2 separate regions of the Homo sapiens genome follow, and region 2 is linked to region 1. Evidence: chromatin contacts called from ENCODE Hi-C or POLR2A ChIA-PET data. All regions are on one chromosome and are shown on one strand. Each heading gives the region's core, a stretch centred on a gene start or an enhancer-like site at or near the end of the contact. The rest is flanking DNA. Distances are from core to core; before and after follow the strand shown. Region 1 holds the start of COL1A2 (collagen type I alpha 2 chain). Region 2 overlaps LOC105375409 (a long non-coding RNA gene).

Region 1 (6,099 bases), core at 1,706-4,205:
TTAATGTAACTTCTTCCCTTCCAAGAGAAGACATCACTGTAGCCAAGGGAATCAAAGTATTTTTAAAAATTCTAAAAAAAGTTTTACTCACCTCTTGTAAAGCTGTAGAAAAAAAAAAGAAAAAGTAGGAAACAATTATTAGTATCACTTCATGGATCAATAGCAATAATTAACAAATAGAGAAACAAGTTTATAGAATTGAATTACCTAATTAAGGACCAATTATATTTTTTTAAGAATATTTTAATGACCTAGAAATTATGCAGGTCAAAAGTATGGCAGGGATCAGCAGGGTGATTTGTTTGCAATATTAATATGTAAATGTATTTTGAATTAAATTATTAATTATTTACTATTTTATAACTGTTGTGAAATATTAATGTGTCTGAAGGATATTTTGAATGCTTAGCAATTAAGCTGGTAAAGTGCACAGATGAATCGCTGAATGTAAGACTAGTAGATTGATGAGGAAATAATTTATGATTTTGATCATTTTTAATACCTAAATATCGAAAAAAGGTAAAATTTAGGAAAGTATGTTACCTTAAAATTCTATATTGAATTTGTTTTTTATGAAACATTGAAGCTGACTTACTTTTTTATAAAACATTGAAGTTACCTAGTACTTCATTGAGTTTGTACCATTCTTAATATCCTTTTTCAAAAGGTCTAATTTGCACATTATTAACTATGAAAATGGATTAATTCAGACATCTGAATTTTGCTTTAAATTAGTTCACTTAAATTAGGTAAGATCATTTTACCAATATGTATCATTTTTGTCTCGGAGAAAGAGTTTTGTATAAATGGAAAAACCGGATTAAAGATCTTGAAAAATAATAGAAAAAATAAACAAAAGTACTATCCCCCCTTTTGCCATAATTGTTATAAGTCCTTAAAGAGTGAATTCTTCTCCTACGGTACAAAAATTATAGGTTAATACAGGATACAAGTGTGGCCAAGCTTGCAGTAGGATGAATCACCCCAAAAATTGCTTTAATTAGGTGGCCAAGAAGTGCGTTATTTGAAGTGAGAACATCTGTTGCAACAGTCACAATTTAGGAGGGTGGACCACATCCAGCACTGACATTTAAGGGCAATTTACGAGAATTACTGTTAAATTACAAGAATGATATGTTTACTTCATTGTGTCCATCAGTAGGAAGAATAATTATGCCTGACTTGATTAACGGAAGTCCTTATGATTTTGGAAATTTGCCTTTTAATTACTCAGACATGGACCATTTTGAAGAATGTGTGTTTGATAACATTTATTCCAGACTGTGGTTGGCTGTTGATCAGAAGGTAAGTTGCCTTTGTACCTTCAAATTTCCCTAAGTCTGCCTTCATTTTATTCTCTAGGAGCCGACTCTTTCCTCCCACTCTCAAGATCTCATTAAAAATATGAACTCGGTAATGTGAATTTGTTCACTGCAATTACTCCTTAGTATCCACAGTATGTATACTAAAAGTGAATGAAGGGGGAAGAGACACACAGACACACAGACACACACACACACACACACACACACACAAGCACACAAATGCATTAGAAATTATGCAGTGGTAGACACCGTGCTGTGTGGGTGGAACAACTTTTTGGAGTACTGGGTGTGGTCAGACAATACCATCCCCCATCTAGTCAATATCTTTGTCTAGCACTTTGGCAGCCATTTTCAAGATGAAAACGGACTGATCTTCTTCATTCTCTGTTGACATGAAAGTCTGGCCATGGAACCTAGAGCTGGAAAGTGGCCTTGGGGTCCCTTTAATCTCTGTCTCACATTTTAGAAAAGGCCGTTTGACTTGCCCAAAGTCACGCAGCAAATTGGTGTCAGACTCATGGGAAAAACCCCGGTCTCTTGAGTCTCATCTCAATGTTGATATTTCTCAACTTGCTGCGTTCATAATGTTTGCTTATCACTGGGAACATGTCAAAGGGGTAATTCTCAGGCTCAAACAAAATTTAGAGCAGATTTGAGTTAAAAAATGTTACCATTTCCATGACTAGAAAGTGAATTGAGACACTTATATTACTTTTCAGAATGTACCCACTCCAAGTAGCATCCATTCTTCTTTCCAGGGTTCACTGACTAGCCACTGGGAAAGGCTCCAACCAGAAATGCTGATCATTAATCTGTATAAATCCGTAGAAGCTTTAATTGGGATTCCATCTGCTTAAGGCCCTGTCCCCTGTACTTTCATTTTCCTTCCTCCAGAGGGCGCCTTATAACCATCATCATATCAGCATCGTCATCCTCCTCCTCCGGACAAGCCTTACAATGCCCAGAAGATAAAAGCTCTTAGGAGGTGAGTTTTACATTACTCAGTTGAAGGGCTTTCTAACGCAGGCCTCAAGTTTTACAAGGTGGACATCAGTGCGGTTATGGGGCCTGTGGGGTGCAGGCCCTTGACTTCCTCCACCACATTGGTCGTTAATATCTCATCCTTAGGGAAAAAGACCTTCCGCTCCCTTTGGGGGTTACTAAGCTGAGGAGCCAGACCGAGTTAACTGTCTCACTCTGAACTTAGAGGAAAAGTTCCCTAACTTTTGGCAAGGCTTTTATGTTTTCATTTTTTAAAGTAATTTCCATGTTTCTTATCAATTCCGGCGTTTTCCCACATGCCTGAGAGTCTGCCCTCCAAGTGTACCTGGAATTCAGGTTACAGGTTTTCCTTTTCAGGGCAGGGTGCCCTCCCATCTAACCTCTCTACCCAGTCTCCCCCAAACAAGCTGAAGGCACTTACATTGGCATGTTGCTAGGCATAAGGTTACTGCAAGCAGCAACAAAGTCCGCGTATCCACAAAGCTGAGCATGTCTAGCACTTAGACATGCAGACTCCTTGTGTCGCAGAGCCCCTGGGTCACCGGCGGAGGTATCACCTGGCGGGCGCGGGCATGCAGTCGTGGCCAGTACCTCCAACTTAGCCGAAACCTCCTGCTGCCGTGGTGCTAAAATAATAAAGCCCGGATCTGCCCTATTTATACGGCAAAAGTTTCCCTGGCCCTAGGGTGCCTCCAAAAGGGCCTCCACCAATGGGAGGGCTGGGGCTGGGGGCCCGGGCAGCCACAGCTGGGAGGAGCCTGCGGGGGCGCAGAGGAGGGAGCGAATGGGGGAAGGGACGTGGCCACGGGGCTGGCTTCTTAAATTGGTTCCATTCTTTTTGAGGACGTGGACACTTTTGAGGCTTTCAAGGGGAAACTCTGACTCGTTGTCTGCATACCTCCGCCCTCCGCATCCTCCCGCCCTCCCCCGCCCTTTCCAAGTTTGGAAACACTATGGGACACGTCGGAGTGCTCTGCAGCCCCGACATGGGCAGAATTTGCAGATCTCCGGCGATCAAAGCAGGAGCTGTCCAGTCCCGCCTCACCTGTGCCCTGTAGGCCACTTGTAGGGTGGAGGGCTCCAGCGGGAGCGGAGGGGGCAGAGAAGGAGGGAGGGAAGACTCGATAGCGTGGCGCAGCCGGAGCCCGCCTCCCCGCCCCTCCACCCCTGCACCCCGCCCCCAGCCCCGTCCAGCTTTTCTCTAGCTTTGGGGCTCGTGTGCGCCCACTGTTTCAGCAGTGATGCACTCTCTTTGTCTTATGACTTCGGGAAAGGGCGGGTCCTGTCTGTGGAGGGCTGGGTTGCAGTCGGAGGGCGCCTTTTGTTGGCAGGTGGGCTGGGGAGCAGGCTCGAGGCTGCTTGGCACCCGGCTACAGGGAGGATAGGCTTTGCGAACTCTAGACTAGACCGAGTCACCTGGGGAAGTCCTTCGACCTCCTAGCTTGCCTTTGCTGAGGCTCATTCCAAAGAGGGTCTTTTGGGGGATGGTCTGGCACTCCGACACGACTCCAACCGACCTGGAGACCGAGAACTTATTTCTCAGTCTCTCCTTTCTGAGGCTGCGGTGGGGGATCTTTCATGGTTTCCAGTCTCCCCTCCCCTTCTCCATGGGCTCCTTGTCTGGATTTACCAGTTCTACCCTGAGCCTGGACCCTTCAACCCTCCCGTGAGCCCCCCGGTCCCTCTTGACCTTGCTGCTTACTCTCTGTCCCATCTCTTACAGCCACACCCAAGCACCTCCCCTAGCACATCCAGAGGCCCTTCTGATTCGAGCTTGGGGTCTTCGTAGTCTTCGCTGGTAACACCCCAAGCAGTGCGCCCACCAACGTGGATGTTAACTCTCTCCCCAGCACCCAACTTCCCTCTTCTCTGGCCGCCTCCATCCAACCCTCCACTCCCTACTAGGGAGAGGAGGAACTGGTACTTTGACCCTGAGGTGGGAGGCCAAAGGTCCTGTGCCTTTTTCTAAAGCCTCTTGGGATGGCATTCCAGGCCCTAGGTTTGAAAGGCTGTGTGTGTGTGTGTGCGCGCGCGCGCGTGTGCGTGTGTGTGTGTGTGTGTGTGTGTGTGTCAGGCCTCTCCTCTACTTGCCTAAGGTCCCCATGAGGCAGCGGGGGCCTAGTTAGAGTGCTGCTCTATCCCAGAAGTCATCGCAAAGGGGGCATCTTTAGGTCAGTTCTGTCTCTAAGAAACAGAAGCAAGTGGGCTGTAGTTCCCTGAGAATCTTTTTCCCTTCCTTCCCCCCACCCCCTCCCCGCTTTTTTTGCTTTGCCTTAAGGAAGAATTTCTGCAGAAGTTAACTCCATCAGCAGCTTCTGTAAATAAAAGGGACTATTCTAAAGCAGGTTACTCTTTCTAAATGTAAAAGAAGAAAAAAAGGTTAATGCAAGTAAAAGTGGATAACCAAAAACTATAATAAACTCTTGTTTTATTCTAATTAAAGGCACTCACTTGGGAGACCACTTTGGATGATTTTTTGAAGTAACTGGGAGTGAAAGAATTTGAAAGGGTTACTGGTCATTCCTAGAAGGGGGTTTACAGGGAGCAATCCACATTCAAATTTTTTTCTAACTAGGCAACAATGTTTGAAGTTTTCTAGGTTCTAGGAACAACAACAACAAAAGACCTGAGGTTGAATTGTATATTCCAAGAACATTTTTAACATTTCCCTGAAATATCACCGTTACAGAACTAACAAAAAACTTTTAAAGTGGAAATCATTTTTATCAGGAAAGAAAAACTTCAATACTACATCATAACAAATTTTTTTCTGCATATCAGAAGAGTGAGAAATGATTTCTAAGAATCATTGTTACCACTGTGCTGAATTACCTTTGCAGGGCATATGTGTGTATTTGTCCTGTGTTGCTGAGAGTCAGAGACTAATTCTGAGCAAAATGACTCAGGGTGGTAATGCAACAGATTTATGAAAGAAACCCTCCAAATACCCTTCAGTGAGGTTATCTGATAACGCTTCTGGGGTCAAGTTGGCTCAATCATTGGATTTGCAATAGATATCCCAAGTTTTAAACATTTCATTGTAGGTTTTGTTGTTGTTGTCAAAATAGTTTAAAACATAGAATGTTTTTAGAAGTGTGATTATAATTTCTCTTTTAGCCAAAAAAGAAAAATCCTCAGCAAGTTTTTGAGAATTAGAGGACTGTAAATTGAAGCAGACATCTATAAACTTAGAGGGAAAACGTCTCTGCTAAAGGCAGCAGAGTGAACTGATAACTTGAAAAGCATTCCTGGAAACTGATGCAAATACCAAATGCCGCTGTGCTCCCTCCCTGCTGATGTGGCAGGGTTTGAAGCAGGCAGCCGTCAGCATTTGGTGGGAGGCCCTGGACCTAGAAACAAAAAATGAAAGTGGAGAAAACCAAACAAGAATCTTTCTTTCTTAAAGTGAGAATCAAGTTCTAATTGCAGCTGTTTTTCCATATAACTTGGGGGAAAATAGTTGATTAGGTGTTTGTTTTAAAGGAGGAATTTTTAGTGGTCAGTTAGATCTCTGTTAAATATTTTTGTGACTCCAAATAAGGAGCAGTTTTTCCTGGGGATGGGGGTGGGACTGGTAGAGCTGTGAGAGCTGACCCAGAACCTGAACTGAATGCCCTGGTGAGGGCCCTGATGGTTCTAGTGTGGGGAGAGGGGAGAGGGAGGGAGGAGAAAATGAGTAGAAGGAAAAACAAGTAAGGGGTGGGGTGGGGTCAAGACTGAGAGTAGAGGGATGGAAGAAGGGAGGCAGAGGAGACTAAAGATTCCTACAACT
Region 2 (6,099 bases), core at 2,115-4,614, 1.3 Mb before region 1:
ATACTGTGTGCTGCATTCAGTAGAGGTCAGCCTCCTGGACCAAATGCATGGCAGAAAAAGACCAAACACATGGCAGAAAAGAATGGAAATGAGGCAGGGAGGCCAAGGGAGAATAACCGGCCTACTGGTCTTTCTCTTGTGCAAGGATGTATGCACAATAAATTCATAGAAGTGGACTTTTTGGATGAAAGGGTAGATGCATTTGTAATTTTTATAGAATTTTCAAACTTCCCCCCGTAAGGGTTCTATTATAGCAGGTTATACTTCCTCCAATCCTGTGTGTGACTGCCTTCTGCCCCACAGCTTGTCCACCGTGTGTTACCAAATGTTCTGGACTTTTATCAATATGAGAAGTGAAAAATGTTATCTGTGTAGTTTCAGCTTGCATTTCTTTTTTCTATGATGGGGTATGACAGCTTTCATATAAATCCAGTTACAAGTGGTAGAAAATGCAGCTCAATTGGTTTAAGAATAGAAATAAATATTCAGATAAAATAAAGTCAGTAGGTGCATTTGGAGACATGCCTCAATCCAAGAACCCAAAGATCTCATCAAACCTGGCTCTGCTCCAATCTCTGTCTCTGTTTCTCTCTCTCTGTCTTTCTCCCCACCTTCCCCACCTCCAGGCAGTACCAGGCTTTCATTCTCATAGCTTCAACTTGGGCAGAAAGTCCTAGGCCTGACTCTAACTGACTTCAATTTTCTCATGTACCTATCCCTGAACCATCACTATAAAGTGGGGAGGGACAGCTCTGTTTGTCCAGGCCTGAGTCACAGGAACAGCACATCCTTCTACCTGTACGTACATGTTCAGAAGTGCCCGTGTCAATACAGTGCAGCTACGCTACTCACAGTAAAAACTGTGCTCATCCACATCTCAGAGGGAGGTGAGGTGAACAACTCCAAACTCGTAAGTAAACTTGTTGTCACTCTAAGTCCAGAATCTTTGGGTGATGAATATTTTTCTTGGTCCTAATGTGGCTTCTCATAGTCCAGCAAACTATGATTAAATGAAAACCGTAATTCACATTACACACTTAACAGGGAGAGATGATCACAATTGAAGTAAAGGCTTTCATTTGGCTTTCCAGAGTTGAGGTGAGCTATTTTGTCATATGACTTTAGCCACCCTGGAAGTTTCTCTCCTGTCCTTTATCCTCCATGGCCCATTTAAAGTGAGGACTTTCAGAAGGATGCCCCTTCCATGGACTGCATCTGTTCAACATCTCATTTCCTGAGTGAGTGGGTTTAGGGGCCTGGAATTGCCTCAGGGATTGAGCAATTGAAGGCTACTGTTTGTCAGGTTAGGGTTTCTCTGGCTAAGAAACTCCCTTCAAAAGTTAAGAGACAACAGTCCTTTAAGGTGAGTTTTATTGCCCTCATTTTATAGGTGTAGCCTCTAAGCTCAGTCATGTTATGTGGTTTTTGCCTAAATCCACAAAGCTGGGGAGTGACAAAGCCAATATATGTTACCAGAGTCTACTTTTACCTCTCTATTCCACACTGATTCTCTGTGTGTGCCTTATATAAAAATAGTTTTGTTTGCAATGTCTCCATTATTTTTAGTAAAACTTTTACATCTAGCAACTCTAAGGGGAAAATTCATGCTCAATACCTGCCCTCTCCATGCTCCGCTGATTTCCTCTGCTAGTAAGAAAACAATTAAAAAACAACAACAACAAAAAAAAAAAAACAGGAAAAATTCTCACTTTGTCCTGCAGGTGCCACCCTCATCACAGAACATCTATTTCCAGCTTTATAGCACAGATCTCTCAGGGCTGCAATAGACCAGATATTCATAGAAAATGGAAGAAGCTGGTTCATTCAACTTATGCATTTCACTGCCTGGATCAGTAAGATTGGTGTATTTTTTTTTTTTTCACTGCCTGTTGTTTCACTGACTCTTCCGCCCCACAAAAAAAGCACCAAGAAACAAGCTGAAACATTTCCGTTTGTCCTGTAGGTGCCACTGTAACCCTGGGATATTTCTTTACAGATCTGCAACTGGTTCTCTCAAGGCTGGAAAGGATTAGAAATTCTAGAAGATGGAGTCTAGTCTACACACAATTCAAACTAAGGACCCCTCACACCCCGCCCCTGGGTTTAGAGTTCCATAGCTCCAACACAGAAGTGAAATCGTTTCCCCTGGAATCTTTTCACTGCCTGTTTTTTAACTGTTCTTTAGCTTGTAGGTCCTAATGAGAAAATTTAAAAATTTATATTCATTTAGTTTTTGAATAAGTAATGTTTTCATATGGCTCAAAAACAAATTAAAATGATAAAAAGAATATGCTAAAAAATTTCCCTTTTACCTATTACATATCAAAGGTTAGCAAAGTTATTAGTTTCTTTTATACTTCCAGAGACCATTTTATGCACATACAAGCAAATACTTTAAAAGCAACTTTTTATTTTGCATGATAATGTACTATAACACCTTTTTTTCTGTGTCTTAATTATTCCATATAATACTATATCTTGGAAATCCTGTATATCAGTACATAAAAATTCCTCTTTGCCCCCACCTCTCTAGCTTTGAAGTATTCCCAGTTTATGGATACACCAAAATTTATTTACCCAGTTCTCTATTGATGAACATGTAAGTTGATTGTTTTGCCATTTAAAATAATACTGAAATGAGAAGTTTTGTATAGGGTCCATTTTGCATGTGTGTCAATATACCTAAATATATCTGAGAATTCCTGCTGAATTTCTCTGCCAGTCAGAAAAAAATAATGAAAAAACAGAAAAATTCTCACTTTGTCGTGCATCTGAGGATACATGTATTTGTCATGTTTACGGGCATTTTCAAATTGCCCTTCACAGGGCTTGTACCAGCTTGTGCTCCTGGCAGCCATGTAAAAATTGTCTATTTCCCAAAAGCTTGGCCAACACAGTATGTTTTGAATTTTTGCCAATCAATCTGAGAGTTAAAAAAAAAAGTTGTATCAATTATTTTCTTATTATTATGAGTTTGAGCATCTTTTGGTTTAAGAGCCATTTGATTTAGAACTGTTTTGATTGCAAGCAATAGAAAGCCGCAGTCTACCTGGCTCAAGCAAGATGTTTATTTTCTCATCACTGAAAAGCCTAGATGGAGAATGTCCAATGGGCCTTACTCCAAAGGCTTAAATGTCACCCCCGACTGTGATTTCTCTTTCGCACTCTCGCTCTCATTCTCTCAATCTCACTCTCACTCTCACTCTCACTCCAGCTCCCTCTGTCTTGGCCCTGTCCTTAGACAGGCTCCTTTCCCCTTCATTCTCGCAGCTCCAATCTCAGCAGAGAGATCTTGCTTGCCCTGAGTCTCTCTGACCTGAATTGAACAGGATGCAGTGTTCTGACTGGCCAGGCCTGAGTCATACAACCACTTCTGGAGCCGGGGATAGAGCCAAAATCACTCAAACTAGGTGAATTGAGAGATGTGAGAGGCATGGATTCCAGGTGTCCAACAGAAGATCAAAGTGACATTAAATGTAGAAAGACAACTAAGCGCTGGCTTGGCTAACAACAGAGGTTTTAGCTGTAATTCACACCTTCAACAACACACTGTCCCTTCTACTCTCACATATCCCTTCAAAAACGCCAGTGCCTACCTAATGAAGCCATAATTAGATACCATGGAAAGTGCACTTTCCTCTTCTCAGAGGGAGACCACACAAAGACTTATCTAGTTATAGCTCCAAGTCCAGGATTTCTGGGTGATTCTTCTTAGTCAGGCCCTGGTGTGGTGGTTCCTTCTGGCTCAGCAAACTATGGCTCCAATATAACCACAAATGCAATACATGAAGGGACAGAGAAAGAATAGGATAATTATCAAAAAAATCATCCATTTGATAAGGAAGAGAATGGGAAGCAGCAAAAAGTGTAGCAATTCCTGGTGCGTAGCAATTCCCATGATGTGTAGGACTGGAAACACAAAGTATCCTGACCTGGAGGTGATGTGAGCTCCTTAGCCAATCTGGCTGCCCTGATGAGTTCTCCACAAGGATCTCCTTGTCCCTTATCTTCCGTGGCCCTGACGAACTCTGGGTGATGTAGCCCACAGGTTTGGAGGCCTCCTCTGTGGACTACATCTCTTTAGCAGCTCACTTCCTGCTGGGATAGGTTTGGGGCATTTAGGATTGTCTTAAGGGTTGAGTACTCACAGGCCTTTGTTTGCCAGGTTTGGAGTTTCTCTGGTAAAATAAGTCTCTTAAAACACTGAGGCATTAACCTGTAATATAGACAGCATATTTCACATATTTCAAGTAGACACTATAACTCAGAAATGTTAAGTTCCTTTACCTAAAGCCATACAACAGGGGTATAACAAAGAGCAGGTGACAAAGCCACGATGTTTGTAATCACGGGTGTTTAGCTCTAAGGTCTAAGCTTCTAATATACTGGTATAAAAATTATGTTTGCAGTAACTAGCAACTGTAACGTCACCTCCTTATCTCTGTCCTCCTAAACTTTGACTCCCCCTGCTCCACAAAAAAAGCACCAAGAAACAAGCTGAAACATTTCCGTTTGTCCTGTAGGTGCCACTGTAACCCTGGGATATTTCTTGATCAGCTCTGCAACTGGTTCCCTCAAGGCTGGAAAGGATTAGAAATTCTAGAAGATGGAGTCTAGTCTACACACAATTCAAACTAAGGACCCCTCACATCCCACCCCTGGGTTTAGAGTTCCACAGCTCCAACATAGAAGTGAAATCTTTTCCCCTGGAATCTTATTTCATTTTTGAATCGGTTGTGCAGTTACAGGGTTCAAAAATTAAAATGTGCAAAAACGTCTTCATTGAAAAAGAATCCCTTTATCTCTGTCCCTTTTCTACCAAGTTCCTCTACGTAGCCTTTGCCATGCTATTCCACTTTTTGTATATTCTTCCAGAGATTTTAGTGCACATGCAACTAAACATGAACATAGATTCCTTCTCCCACCCCTTTAAGCATAAATTACAGCAAGTTCTTCATATTCTTTCCCTGTATTTTTCTAAACAGCTATATATTATAGAGAACTTTCCATTATCAGTTTCTAAAATTTTTTTTATTCCTTTTAATGGATTCAGAGTTTTCCACCATGTAAATGAAATCACTTCTCCAGTGATGAACGTTTGATGCTTATTGTTTATTCTTTGGAACAATGCTGAATAGCCTTGTACATGCCTCATTTCACAGGATTGAGTATATATCTGTGGGACAAATTACACAAAAGCATAATTGCTGGGTCGAAAGATACATATATTTGCATCTTAACAAATATGTTTAATTTGCCTGCTTCAGGAGTTGTTAAACTGCTCATCAGTAAAATATGAGAAGGCCTATTTCTCCACAGCTTGGCCAATATAATGTGTTATCAATTTTAATTTAACTTTTTGCCGATATAATAGGTAGAAAATGTCATCTCATTTTTAATTTCTACTTTTATTATGAGTGAGGATGAGCGGCTTTTAGTATGCACCATTAGATATTGTTAGAAGTTTTTTTCAATTACAAGTAAATCACCTCAATCTAGCTTTAGAAAAAGAAAGTTATTGTCCTTACAACAGAAAAATCAGAGGTAAATTCAGGGCTTCCAATATGCCATCAAAGTATTCAAAGAATGCCATTGAAGTGTGCACGTCCTTTCTCTCCTCTCTCCCTTCACTCTTTCTCTCTCCTGCTCCCTCTGCCCAGGCATTCTCCATTCACTTGCTGGACTGGGAAGCTTCTAGATTGCATCCTCATAGCTCCTTCCTTGGGCTGTATTTCTTTAGCATCTCATTTCCTATTGATGCAGGTTTGGGGTTGTCTCTGACATTGAGCAATCACAGGAACATTTTGGCGGCAAGGTTGGTATTCCGTAAGTGACACAATTCACTTAAAATTTATTAGCCAAACTGTGATAGGGTAGATATTATCATCCACAATTTACAAGGGTAGAAACTATAGCTTTTAATAAACATAAGTGCCTTTGCCTAAAGCTACCCAGACAGTAAATTATAGGAACAGGATTTGTATCCAGCTGTATCTGATGGTAAATCTATGATGATGGTCAAAACACTTGTCCAACAACTCCAATAGAAAACCAATCATTACACCTCTATCCATACGCCACCTCCACCTCTCTGAAAAA

Evidence for each region. Hi-C counts contacts between places; a loop is a spot of excess contacts on that map. ChIA-PET counts read pairs that join two places held with the same protein, here RNA polymerase II (POLR2A). Pooled maps may share reads with other maps.
Region 2: a map with no recorded cell type shows a loop between it and region 1 (4-fold over the local background). The contact joins the enhancer-like site here to the promoter of COL1A2 in region 1. A Hi-C loop is called at or near these places in 1 of 37 single-sample maps with no recorded cell type and 3 of 50 pooled maps. POLR2A ChIA-PET finds 5 or more read pairs at or near these places in 1 of 52 experiments (Panc1).

What each region holds. Positions count from the first base shown.
Region 1 is chr7:94,391,751-94,397,849 of GRCh38, reverse strand. It overlaps COL1A2 (collagen type I alpha 2 chain), which reads right to left and starts at 2,955. Exons shown (of 52, transcript NM_000089.4): 1 at 2,749-2,955; 2 at 92-102. The coding sequence starts at 2,818. It overlaps COL1A2-AS1 (COL1A2 antisense RNA 1), which reads left to right and starts at 5,658. Exons shown (of 6, transcript NR_147206.1): 1 at 5,658-5,732.
Region 2 is chr7:95,686,361-95,692,459 of GRCh38, reverse strand. All of the region lies in intron 2 of LOC105375409 (a long non-coding RNA gene), which reads right to left. Among named protein-coding and RNA genes, the nearest start is that of DYNC1I1, 83 kb to the left of the region's middle. Within about 2 kb of position 3,364, at least 2 of the 41 ENCODE cell types and tissues checked have a DNase peak (open chromatin) inside an H3K27ac peak, as active enhancers do.